3 separate regions of the Homo sapiens genome follow, and all the other regions are linked to region 2. A link is a contact called in ENCODE Hi-C data. All regions are on one chromosome and are shown on one strand. The core of a region is the stretch at or near the end of the contact, and the rest is flanking DNA. Distances in the headings are between cores, read along the strand shown. Region 1 holds the start of CORO1C (coronin 1C). Region 2 holds the start of PLBD2 (phospholipase B domain containing 2). Region 3 holds the start of FBXO21 (F-box protein 21).

Region 1 (3,948 bases), core at 138-2,637, 4.6 Mb before region 2:
CCTTTGTATCTTACCATGCCGGGGGAAATGAACAACTTGCAATTTGCTTCGCACTCTGAATCCCACGTTTGCAACATGTAGAGCAAGCACTTTAGACACCACAAAACAAGGGCAGCCTACATTACGGCCAAATATAGGATGTGTTTCTAAATCGTGATGCAGTAAAGCCTACGATTCCTTTTCCAGCGTTCAAAATCCTTTGAACACTCCCAAAAAAGGATGCCAGGGCCAGCGCCTCCCTCCAAGAGGAAGCCCCTTTCTTCTCAGCTCTCACCGCAGCCTGCCACTTCCCCCAACACATTCAAATCATTTGAGAGACGGAGAGCTGGGGAGCGTGCGCCGGTGGGGACAGGCGGGAGAGCTCGGTTTCTGCATTCCCACCCTCCACGTCTGACCTCATCCTCAGTCATTTCGGCGCAGCGGGGCCCCACCTGCACCTCGCTCCTTTTTACTGCGTCCCTCGCCAGCTGCCCCGCTATTAGGGAAACACACCTCTGAATCACCCAGTTCACTCGGACACCCTGGGCCCCCGATCCGACAGCCTTCCTGCTTCGTTCCTCCCCTCCCAACCCCCAGCCAGTCCCAGCCCTCTGCTCCCTTGGCCGGGCTCAGCCTCTTCCCAAGCCGCCCCCACCCACATTACTCCAGCTCCAGCTCTGCCCCGCCCCGCCTGACCCCCAACCGAGATCTGCAGGGCCCAGAGCTGGTCTCGCACCCAAAGCCAGGAAACCCGCAGGCCAGGCGGCCGCCCTCGCCCCTCCCGACGCAGGGCCCAGCTCGCCCCGGCCCCACGTGAGCCCGGCCCCTACCCGCCCCCACCCACTCGTTCCCTGGGGCGGCCCAAACCCAGTCCCCAGGCCTGGAGCCCCCGGGCTCTACGCCTCGCCCGAAGCAGCCCTTCCCTCCCAGCACCTCGCCCAAGCAGGCGATCCCTGACCCCTAAAAGCCTTCCCTGGGCAGCCTCGTCCCACCTCGGCCCGCGGCTCCGCACCCGGCCAGGAGCGTTCCGGACCTCGAAAGCCTCCTCCCCACAGGGACCCTGCTTCACGCTCCCCACGCCACCTGGTTCGGTCCCCAACTCCCTTTCCCCGAGCCCCCGACAGCAGCCCCCGGCCCTAACCCCTTGCAACCCAGCCCGTGAACCCGCGCCCCGCGCGCCCACCCAGCACTGTCCCCTCCACCTAGCCCTGCCCCTCGCCCCGCCGGCTCCTGTCAGGCGGCGCAGGCACATGCTCAGAGGACAGGTCCGCCCGCCCGACTCGCTCTCAGGCTGCCCCCGCCGGGCGCGAGCCGCTCACCCGGGCCGAGGTGCCTGAGGCGCCGCCGCCGAAGTCCCCGCTGCAAAGCCGGGCGAAGCCTCCAACCGCTGCCGCCTCCAGCCTGGCACTGAGCGCCGTGCGGGGGAGGGGCGCGGGCAGCCGCCACCGCCCCCGCCACCGCGCGTAGGCCCCGCCCCCGCGCCGCGCGGGACCCAACCAGGGCTGCCGGGCCGCTGTGCGCCACGCCCACTTCCGGAGGGGAAGCCCGCTTCCCACCCCACGTTCCACGCCTCGCTACGCCCCCTCTGGTCGCACCGAGGGATGCAGGCGGTGCCCAAGCGCACGCCCCGCTCTCCAGTCATCTGAGTGGTAGAGGGCCACGCCCACAGGCGCCTCCGAGCAACGCCCACTGCTCCTTAGACCCCGGAGCGGGGTTCTTAGAGCCCCGCCCACTGACCCGCTAGGCTCTGCAAGGCCACGTCCCCTGGCTCCTCAAAGATTCCCCCAGAGCCCCTCAATACAGGAACATTAGCTCCTCTGAGCCCCGCGCACTGCCTATCCGAGTCCTTAAACCAGCCTCCTGCTTCCCTAAGCCCGGCTCCCCTCCCACTGCTTCAGAACTCGCCCAGCGGCCTCACAAAGCCCCGCCCCGTCTTCCAGAAGCCCCGCCCAAGGACCGCAACCCTATTCCTAGCATCTCAAGCCCCGCCCACTACCCCATCTCAACGTTTAAACCCCAAGCCCCGCCCCGAATTCGCGAATCCACGCCTCTGGCTCCCGAGGCTCCGCCCTGGCTCCGTCACACCCTACCACCACCTCCCTTGAGGACTGCCGACGTTCCAGCCCTCCCTGAACCGTCCATTGTCACATTCCTAGTGCAGAGTGGCCGCCCCTGGGCTGGGCCACACCCACGTAACCCCAAAGAGGGCCCGTGATTGACCCCATTTCGCAGGTGAGGGAATGGAAACTTCAGGGTTCCTCCCTTCCTTTCCCTGGCCAGAGTCCCTTAATAACTCGGCGGCCCAGGCCTGAAAGTCGGAGCACGGGAATTTGAGCCTCAGCTCTGCGGCCGTCAGACTGTGTGACCTGGGACAGTTCTCTTACCTCTTTGGGCCTGAGTCCCCTAATCTTCAGCATGAAGAAGTTGTCCTGTTAATAGCTAAAGTCCCTTTCTGAAACACCAAGCTCTGAAATACCGAGATTTGAGGAAACAGAGCCTGGGGAACCGAACCGACTGTGGGGTAGGGCTATTTACTTCCCAAAGCAAGGCATCTTTGCCATTCACAGGGGGATTTTTTATTTTAAGCGTCAGCCTCAGAAACGTGTGTTATTTAAATCAAGCTTGACCTGAACTAAGACAGCTATCACAGCAAATTATTTATCCTCTCTAAGGGTCAGTTTCTTTATCTGTAAAATGGGGATAACAGCCCCTCCCTCACAGGGTTCCATGAGATCATATTAGCAGCCATGATCGTGGCATTACTTTTTGCCATTAAAAGGAATGGCAAAAACCGCGATTACTTTTGCACCAGGATAATAGTAATATACTTAGAAGAGTTCCTGGCTTGTGATAAACGCTCGACAGTACCTGTTGCTGCTACTGCTGGGACTCAACAAAATGAAAGGATGGGTTTTATTTTGCCTTCAAGCAGCCACTCCTAATAGGAGGAATTCAGCACCCTTCCTGCAGTAAGATTTGCCACTCACTTTATTTAAATGAGATAAACGTGATGAAACGCCTACTGCAGTGCCTGCCATATGGTGAGGCTCAAAAACAATTCACTTGTTTTTGTTTGTTTGAGACACAGTCTTGCTCTGTCGCTCAGGCTGGAGTGCAGTGGGGCAGTCCACGGCTCACTGCAGCATGGACCTCCCGGGCTCAAGTAATCCTCCCACCTCAGCCTCCCACGTAGCTGAGACTACAGGCACGCGCCACCATGCCCAGCTAAATTCTTAACATTTTTCTGTAGAGATGAAGTCCTGCTATGTTGCCCAGGCTGGCCTCAAACTCCTGAGCTCAAGAGATCCTCCCACCTCGGCCTCCCAAAGTGTTGGGATTACAGGTATGAGCCACTGTGCCCACAATTCAATAGTTTTGAACAATAAAAGTTGTTTTTTTAAAATCCACTAGTTAATAAATTAAACAGGGGCATTGATAGCAGTGAGTTCTGAGTGCTTTGGGGAAAATGAAGATTGGTAAAGTGCTTTGAGTTCCTTTTTTTTTGAGACGGAGTCTTGCTCTGTCGCCCAGGCTGGAGTACAGTGGCGCGATCTCAGCTCACTGCAAGCTCCGCCTCCCAGGTTCACGCCATTCTCCTGCCTCAGCCTCCCGAGTAGCTGGGACTACAGGCACCCGCCACCACGCCCGGCTTATTTTTTGTATTTTTAGTAGAGACGGGGTTTCACCATGTTAGCCAGGATGGTCTCGATCTCCTGACCTTGTAATCCACCCGCCTCGGCCTCCCAAAGTGCTGGGATTACAGGCGTGAGCCACCGCGTCCGGCCGAGTTCCAACTGGAAACCACGGAGTAAGCTAGCTTATTCTTTGGAAACAGATTATTGCTAACATTTATCCATCACTTAGACATGCTAGGCACTATCTGAGTGCTTTACATGCAGAATCTTCTGAAATTGCTCAACAATCCTATGGCCACAGAAATAATTCTTTTTTTTTTTTCTTTTTGAGACG
Region 2 (3,713 bases), core at 1,034-3,533:
TTCATAAATATAATGGTCACTTCTACATCTTTGTTCATGAATTATTTGCTGATGCTTTTTGCCCATGTTTTCTGTCTGGTTTTCACATTTTCCTTCTCAAACCTTTTCTTTCTTTCTTTCTTTCTTTCTTTCTTTCTTTCTTTCTTTCTTTCTTCCTTCCTTCCTTCCTTCCTTCCTTCCTTCCTTCCTTTCTTCCTTCCCTTCCTTCCCTTTCCCTCCCTCCCTCCCTTCCTTCCTTCCTTTTCTCTCTCTTTCTCTCTCTCTCTCTCTCTTTCCTTTTTGACAACTTCTTGCTCTGTTGCCCAGGCTGTAGTGCAACTCACTGTAGCCTCGACTTCCTAGGCTCAAGCAATCCTCCCCCCTCGGCCTCCCAGTAGCTGGGACTGAGGCAGAAATTAAAATAATAATAATAATAAGTACTACATATATTCACTCCAAGAGAAGTAAGAGCTAAGGCCCAGAATGTGGCAAGGCAAGGGTTAAAAAAGAAGAAGAACAAGTTTTCCTCTGCTTAGCAGCTCACTTCAAGGACAGTTATAAGATAACGCTGTCCGAAAAGCCAAGGCCAGAGGACTGGGCTCCAGACCCCGCCCTCCACCCCACCGCCCGCCTCCAGAGCAAGGTTGAAGGAAAAAAAAGAGAGAAAGACAAATTATTTTATTGCTATTCCTTTCCTTGGTCTCTTAAGCATGACTATGTTTTACAAACCTCTCTATTTAGCCAGTTCTTGTTTTACTTTTGATGCAGCTACAAGGCCACCAGCTATGCAAGGCCACAAGTTATGCACTATATGATTAACTACTTTTGTTTTACCTTTCTAAGCTTGCTTATAAAAACCCCACAATATCTTTGTTCTAGGCTCAGCTTTTTGGATGTGAATCCACTGAGCCAGTGCGTACGTTGAAATAAACATCCTCCTGTTCTCTCATATTGGTCTCTCCGTTCCTCAGTTTCCCACAACAGGACTACAGGTGTGCACCACCAAGCTCAGCTAATTTTTATATTTTATAGAGACAGAGTCTTGCCAGGTTTCCTAGGCTGGTCTCAAACTCCTGGGCTCAAGCATTCCTCCCACCTTGGCCACCCAAAGTGCTGTGATTACAGGCATGAACCACTCACCTGGCCTTCCCTCTCAAATTTTAAGAGTTCCTGATATATTATATGATATATGTTGAGATATATATACATATATATATGTAATGTATATATATGATATATGTTGCAAATAGTTTCTCCTGGTCTGTCAGATGTCTTTTGACTTTGCTTATTGAGTTTTTTGACATGAAAAAGTTAAAAAATTTATACAGTCAAATGCATTAATCTTTTATTGCATCTAGGTTTTTTTTTTTTTTTTTTTCTTTTGAGACAAGGTCTCATTCTGGTTGCTCAGGCTGGAGTGCAGTGGTGCAATCTCGACTCTCTGCAGCCTCGACCTTCCGGGCTCAGGTGATTTTCCTACCTCAGTCTCCCGAGTAGCTGGGACTATAGGCGCGCCTCACTGCGTCCGGCTACTTTTTTGTATTTTTAGTAGAGACGGGGGTTTCACCATGTTGCCCAGGCTGGTCTTGAACTCCTGAACTCGCCCGCCCTGGCCTCCTGGAGTGTTGGGATTACAGGCGTGAGCCACCGCGCCCGACGGCATCTAGGTTTTGAGTAGTAGTTAGACAGCTTTTTCCCACACACATGTAAAAAGGGTATTTGAGGGACAATGGGAAAAGTTGGAATAAAGACTGCATTAGATAACTGTATTAAATAAATGGCAAATACCATTAAATAAATCTGGCCGGGCGCGGTGGCTCACCCCTGTAATCCCAGCACTTTGGGAGGCTGAGGCAGGCGGATCACCTGAGGTCAGGAGTTCAAGACCAGCCTGGCCAACATGGCGAAACCCCGTCTGTACTGAAATTACATAAATCAGCTGGGCGTGGTGGTGCGCGCCTGTAATCCCACCTACTCAGGAGGATGAGGCAGGAGAATCGCTTGAACCCGGGAGGCGGAGGTGGCAATGAGCCGAGATCGCGTCACTGCACTCCAGTCTGGGCGACATATGGAGGTTTTGTCTTGTCTCAAAAAAAAAAAAAAAAAAAAACTTGGGGAAGTGTGCTAAACCGGGTTTGCGTAGGTGGAAGGGGCGGCCGGGCTCTTTAAGGTGGGTCCCGCCCCGTAGGCCTCCCCTCGCGCCAGCCCCTCCCATCCCGGAAAGGCTCAGCCCAAGCCCGGCCCCGCCCGCCCTCGGCCCCGCCCATGGCAGAGCGCAGTCACGTGACCCGGGCTGCGGGGCGCAGCATTGTGCGGTCATGGTGGGCCAGATGTACTGCTACCCCGGCAGCCACCTGGCCCGGGCGCTGACGCGGGCGCTGGCGCTGGCCCTGGTGCTGGCCCTGCTGGTCGGGCCGTTCCTGAGCGGCCTGGCGGGGGCGATCCCAGCGCCGGGGGGCCGCTGGGCGCGCGATGGGCAGGTCCCTCCAGCCTCCCGCAGCCGCTCGGTGCTCCTGGACGTCTCGGCGGGCCAGCTGCTTATGGTGGACGGACGCCACCCTGACGCCGTGGCCTGGGCCAACCTCACCAACGCCATCCGCGAGACTGGGTAAGGGTTGGCTTATCCCCACGCGGGGCCATCGGGGGAGGGGGATGCGTGGGCGCCGGACCTCGCCTGTTCCCGGGACCGGCCTCTTGCCGGGTGGGAACGCCCGTTTCTCTGGGGGTCAGCTACTCCCGAGGCTGCAGCACCGCCCTGCGGGCCAAGTACCCTGTTTGGGAGCTGGCTACTGCGGCATCCCTCACCTCATGGGGCCAGTCCCTTGCCTTCAGCCAGTGGTGACAGTACTTCTGTCCCCAAGAAGCCAGTTCCCTACCACCGAGGCCGCAGTGCCTGCATCTGGATCAGGTCCATGGCTGGTGGGTAAATTCTATCCTCACGGGGACCTGCTCCCTTCCCTAGACTTTGCCTCCTCACCCCATGGAGGCCAGCCCCCTGTCCCCAGGCCTGAGGGGTGATGAGAACTCAGCAGGAGACTAATTCTTACCTGCTTGGCTGTGGCTTGCTCGTGGGTGCCAGCACCCTGCCTCCCTTCCAGTGCCAGGTCAGCAGGACTGAACCTGGGTTCCAGGCTAGTCCAAAAGCAGAGGGTCCCTAAAGTCACATAGACCCATTTAGTATCCTGCTAGGGCTCTGCTCCTCCCTTGTCTTCTGTGTCCTGGTCCAAGGGGAAGTCCTTGGCTGGATGCCGTGTTTGGCAGCCATGCTCACCATCTTTATTGCTGGAACCCAGGCTGTCATTCTGATGTGTGAGTCTCACCTAACTCCTCCGCCTGTCTGGGCTCCCGTTTCCCCATCTGTGGCCCAGATTTTGAGGATGTGCTCTAGTTGGGTGGTCATGTGCTGCAAGTTCTGTACAAGGGCTTGTGCCCATTCATTTATTCATTACCCTGATGGTTGGCCTTAGGGACACAGCTGAGCAGCTGTCTCTACTCAGTGGGAAACACAGACAGCGATAGAAGAGAAATCAGAGTCAGTGGGAGTGGGAAGGATCAGCTTCAAAGCCTTGTCAGCAGGGCCCAGACGCTGGATCAGGCTGTGCTGGGGGATCCTAGGGAACCCGGGGTGCATCCGTCATATCCTAGTGTCCAGATGATGCTAGGGAACCCTAGCACTAGGATGTGCCCAGGATGTGGTCTGTGCTCAGACCACACTGCCCCCTGCAGCAGAAAGG
Region 3 (3,471 bases), core at 33-2,532, 3.8 Mb after region 2:
AGCAAGCCAAAGCTTAGAGCCACATCAACAGATCCTTACGTGCTCTGAAAAGAACCTCTTTGAGAACGAGGCTACAATCTTCCGCGCTTCTAACCCAGCTTTTTGCCGAACTTTATACTCTTCCAACCAATTGACGTAGTCGGTGGGGCTGTAGTGTTTCATAAGGGAAGGCCACCTACGAGGAGAGAAACACCCCCTCAGCTTAACAGAAACTCAAAGGCAGGCGGCCACGAATCCAAGGCAGCCTTGGAAACAGGGACAGCAGTGGCGTCCAGTGGTAAGAGGGACCCCGGCGAGAGACCTAGTTCAAAACCCCACCAGCATTCACTCACTCACTCCCGGTGTGACCTTGGCGTAGCGGCATGAATGATGTCTCCATTCCCCATCTCTAAAATGGGGACAGTTGTAACAACAACAACAATAATAATAATGACAATGACAGTGAGCACTGATTGAGCGCCTCCTAGGAGCCGGGGCCCTGCGTGCGTGCCTCCCGGACATCATCTAATTTAATAAACACGGTGAAAGGTAGGTCTAATGATCACCACCACTCAAAGTCTATGAACGAGGCTCAAAAAAAGGGAAGTCGCTCCCCCCAAGGTCACAGAGGGAGTGTGCAGGGCCAGATTTCATCCTGGGGCCACGCTGAAATCTGTGCCGTCCACAACCAGCCCGGGGATGCTGCGCCCGCCCGATCGATGCATCACTGGGTCCATGTAAACATTTCAGCCCGAAGTCGGGCACAAAAGAAGCGCGCAAAAGGGACGAGCCGCGCCGCCGCCAGCGTCACCCTTGACGGAGGACCCGGCTGCGAGGCGCTCCTAGATGCGCCATTTGGGGACCCGGGGGTCCGCCTGGCGTGGCCCCGCAGGGTCCGGGGCCTGGAGGCCTTTGTCTGTCTGTCCGCGGGAAGGGGTCCGGGGTGGGGTCCGCGCGCGGGGCGGCCGCGGGGAGCTAGCGGGGCGGCTGCCCGGCCCCGGGGGGCGCGGGGCGGTGGGCGCGCAGCCGGGGCGCGGGGCCGCTGGCTCACCTCACCCGGAACTGCTCCTTCCACACCTTCCCGCTGCTCTGGCACAGCTCGCGCAGCCGCCGGCAGGTGCTGGAGACACGGCCGATGTCGGCGGCCGTCAGCGAGCCGCAGCACAGGATGTACTCCAGCACCTCACCCGGCAGGTTGACGAGGCAGCTGAGGCCCGCTACCTCCGGCGCGGCCTCCTCCGCCAGCGCCGGCACCACCTCCATCGCGCTGTCGACTGCTGCCGCCGCCATCTTGTCCGCGTACCTGGGGCCGCCGCGCGCGCGCGTGCGAGAGTGCCCGGGCGCCCCGCCTGGCCCCGCCTACTGGTCTTGGGGGCGAGTCCTGAGATCGCTCCGCCCATCCGCGGGCCACACCTCCCCTGCATCGGCTGGGGGCTGCGCGGGTGGCAGCGCCGCAAAAGGGAGGACATAATTGGGCTCTGTGCTTGGAGCCGGCAGCGCAAGCCGCCTCTAGTCCGGGACAACAATAGTAGCACTGATTCTTTTAAACGTAATTAATGTTTAAAATTAACAAATAAAAATGGTATCTATTCTCACGCGTGCTGAGCGCTTTCTGTGCGCATTGGACCTTTCCGAATTACCCTGCGAACTTTCTCCCCATATTACAGATGGGGAAACAGGTTCGGAGAGTGAGAGGGCTTGCTCAGGATCCCTTGTCTTGGATTTTTTTTCCCCCTTTGGGAAGGAGTCTTGCTCTCACCCAGGCTGGAGGGCAGTGGCGCTATCTCGGCTCACTGCAACCTCTGCCTCCTGGGTTCAAGCGATTCTCCTGCCTCAGCCTCCCGTGCGGATGGGATTACAGGCGCGCGCCACCACCCAGGTTGGAGTGCAGTGGCCGTGATCTCGGCTCACTGCAACTTCCACCTCCCTGGTTCAAGCAATTATCCTGCGTCAGCCTCCCGAGTAGCTGGGATTACAGGCGCCCGCCACCACAGCCAGCTAATTTTTGTATTTTTAGTAGAGACAGGGTTTCACCATGTTGGTCAGGCTGGTCTCGAACTCCTGACCTCAAATGATCCACCCACCTCGGCCTCCCAAAGTGCTGGGATTACAGGCGTGAGCCACCGCGCCCAGCCCCTTGTCTTGGATTCTATTTCAGATCCACTTGACTTTTGCTTGTCAGTAATCTTAACCATATGATGTAATAATAACAATATTCTTGAGTGGGTGCTATGGGAAGCCCTCTATGATGGTGTAGGGGAGTAATAATAATCCTCAAATGTGTGCCCTGATTTTAGGCTAATAGAGGGCAGGCAGAGAGCTCTCCTGTACTGGTTTCTTAATTGTTTCCAGCTCAACAATCCTTCATATTTGGGGAGCATAGTCTGACCTCCCACAATAGGTACCACAGTTATACCTATTCTACAGAAAAGGCAAAGTTCTTCCAGGTGGCAGTCACTGGTTCAAAGTTACAGAGACAAAAGTGCTAAAGCCTGGATTTGAGTCTTCAAAGCGGGAGTTATCACTCAGGATTGGGAGGGTAGTCTCAGGATCTGCACATTAAAAAAAAAAAATCAGTTTAGTTCAGTGCCAAAGCCCTGTGTTGTGTGCCCTGGGGATACAGGGGTGAGAAAAATGGAGTCTTTGCTTCAAAACCTCAAAGTGCAATTACAGTTAGAAGGATCTGTTGTCAGTACATGGAGGGTCCAATGAAGTACTCCTGGCAACTTGGAAATCAAGATGCCCTGAGAGAGCTGAACTAGTAAAGTGACTCTCAATGGATGGCGTTGAGCCATCTGTGGCTCCCTATTTCCCGTAGAAATGAATGTGACATCCCAAACATTGTTGCAAAGCAACAAACTCCACCTCTTCTTACCTATCTGAAGTCTTTCTCTCTCACTAGCCATGCATACCCCAGCAAGGCTGGTCATCTCTTTCCTCCCATTTCTGGCCCTACATATACTATTCCTGCTGCCTGCAAGGCACTTCATGCAGTCCTCCCCTTCCAGTAGCTCCTCCTCTTCCTCCAGGGCTCAGCTTAACCTTTCCAAATGCTCTCCCTTCCCCCGCCCCAGCACCAGCACCAGATATGGCTCCTGCCCAGCATTTTGCAGTCTTGTAATTACTTAACTTACAACTATTCAACATGCATCTTTCCCACTAAATCTGAAGGGAGTTCAGTGCTAGGACTGTGTCTGAGTCACCTCTAGAAGCCTAGTTACTTGACCCATGCCCTGCACAGAGCAGATTCTCAATTATCTATTGATTGCGATAGTCTAACCAGCTGTTTGACTAGGGAAGTTACTTAGCCTTTCTGAGGCCCAGTTTTTTATCTGTAAAATGGGAATAATAATTAATAATAATAATGCCTGTCTCCTGGGGCTGTCATGAGAATTAAATGAGGAAATTCATGTGAGGGGCATAGAACAGTGGCTGGTATAGAAAAAATCCTTGAGCCGGATGCGGTAGCTCACACCTGTAATCCCAGCACCT

The links. Hi-C counts contacts between places; a loop is a spot of excess contacts on that map. Pooled maps may share reads with other maps.
Region 1: a pooled map shows a loop between it and region 2 (8-fold over the local background). The contact joins the promoter of CORO1C here to the promoter of PLBD2 in region 2. A Hi-C loop is called at or near these places in 5 of 50 pooled maps.
Region 3: a pooled map shows a loop between it and region 2 (28-fold over the local background). The contact joins the promoter of FBXO21 here to the promoter of PLBD2 in region 2. A Hi-C loop is called at or near these places in 6 of 50 pooled maps.

The regions. Positions count from the first base shown.
Region 1 is chr12:108,730,131-108,734,078 of GRCh38, forward strand. CORO1C (coronin 1C) reads right to left here and starts at 1,388. Exons shown (of 11, transcript NM_014325.4): 1 at 1,299-1,388. It overlaps LOC105369969 (a long non-coding RNA gene), which reads left to right and starts at 3,279. Exons shown (of 3, transcript XR_945328.4): 1 at 3,279-3,322. RefSeq lists silencers at 667-946, 1,137-1,646 and an enhancer at 1,259-2,062.
Region 2 is chr12:113,356,304-113,360,016 of GRCh38, forward strand. It overlaps PLBD2 (phospholipase B domain containing 2), which reads left to right and starts at 2,284. Exons shown (of 12, transcript NM_173542.4): 1 at 2,284-2,587. The coding sequence starts at 2,298. It overlaps LOC105369989 (a long non-coding RNA gene), which reads right to left and starts at 3,207. Exons shown (of 3, transcript XR_945346.3): 1 at 3,027-3,207. RefSeq lists silencers at 2,098-2,597, 2,648-2,707 and an enhancer at 3,043-3,542.
Region 3 is chr12:117,189,188-117,192,658 of GRCh38, forward strand. It overlaps FBXO21 (F-box protein 21), which reads right to left and starts at 1,283. Exons shown (of 12, transcript NM_015002.3): 1 at 1,031-1,283; 2 at 40-175. The coding sequence starts at 1,269. RefSeq lists an enhancer at 410-499 and silencers at 970-1,019, 1,300-1,399, 1,440-1,499.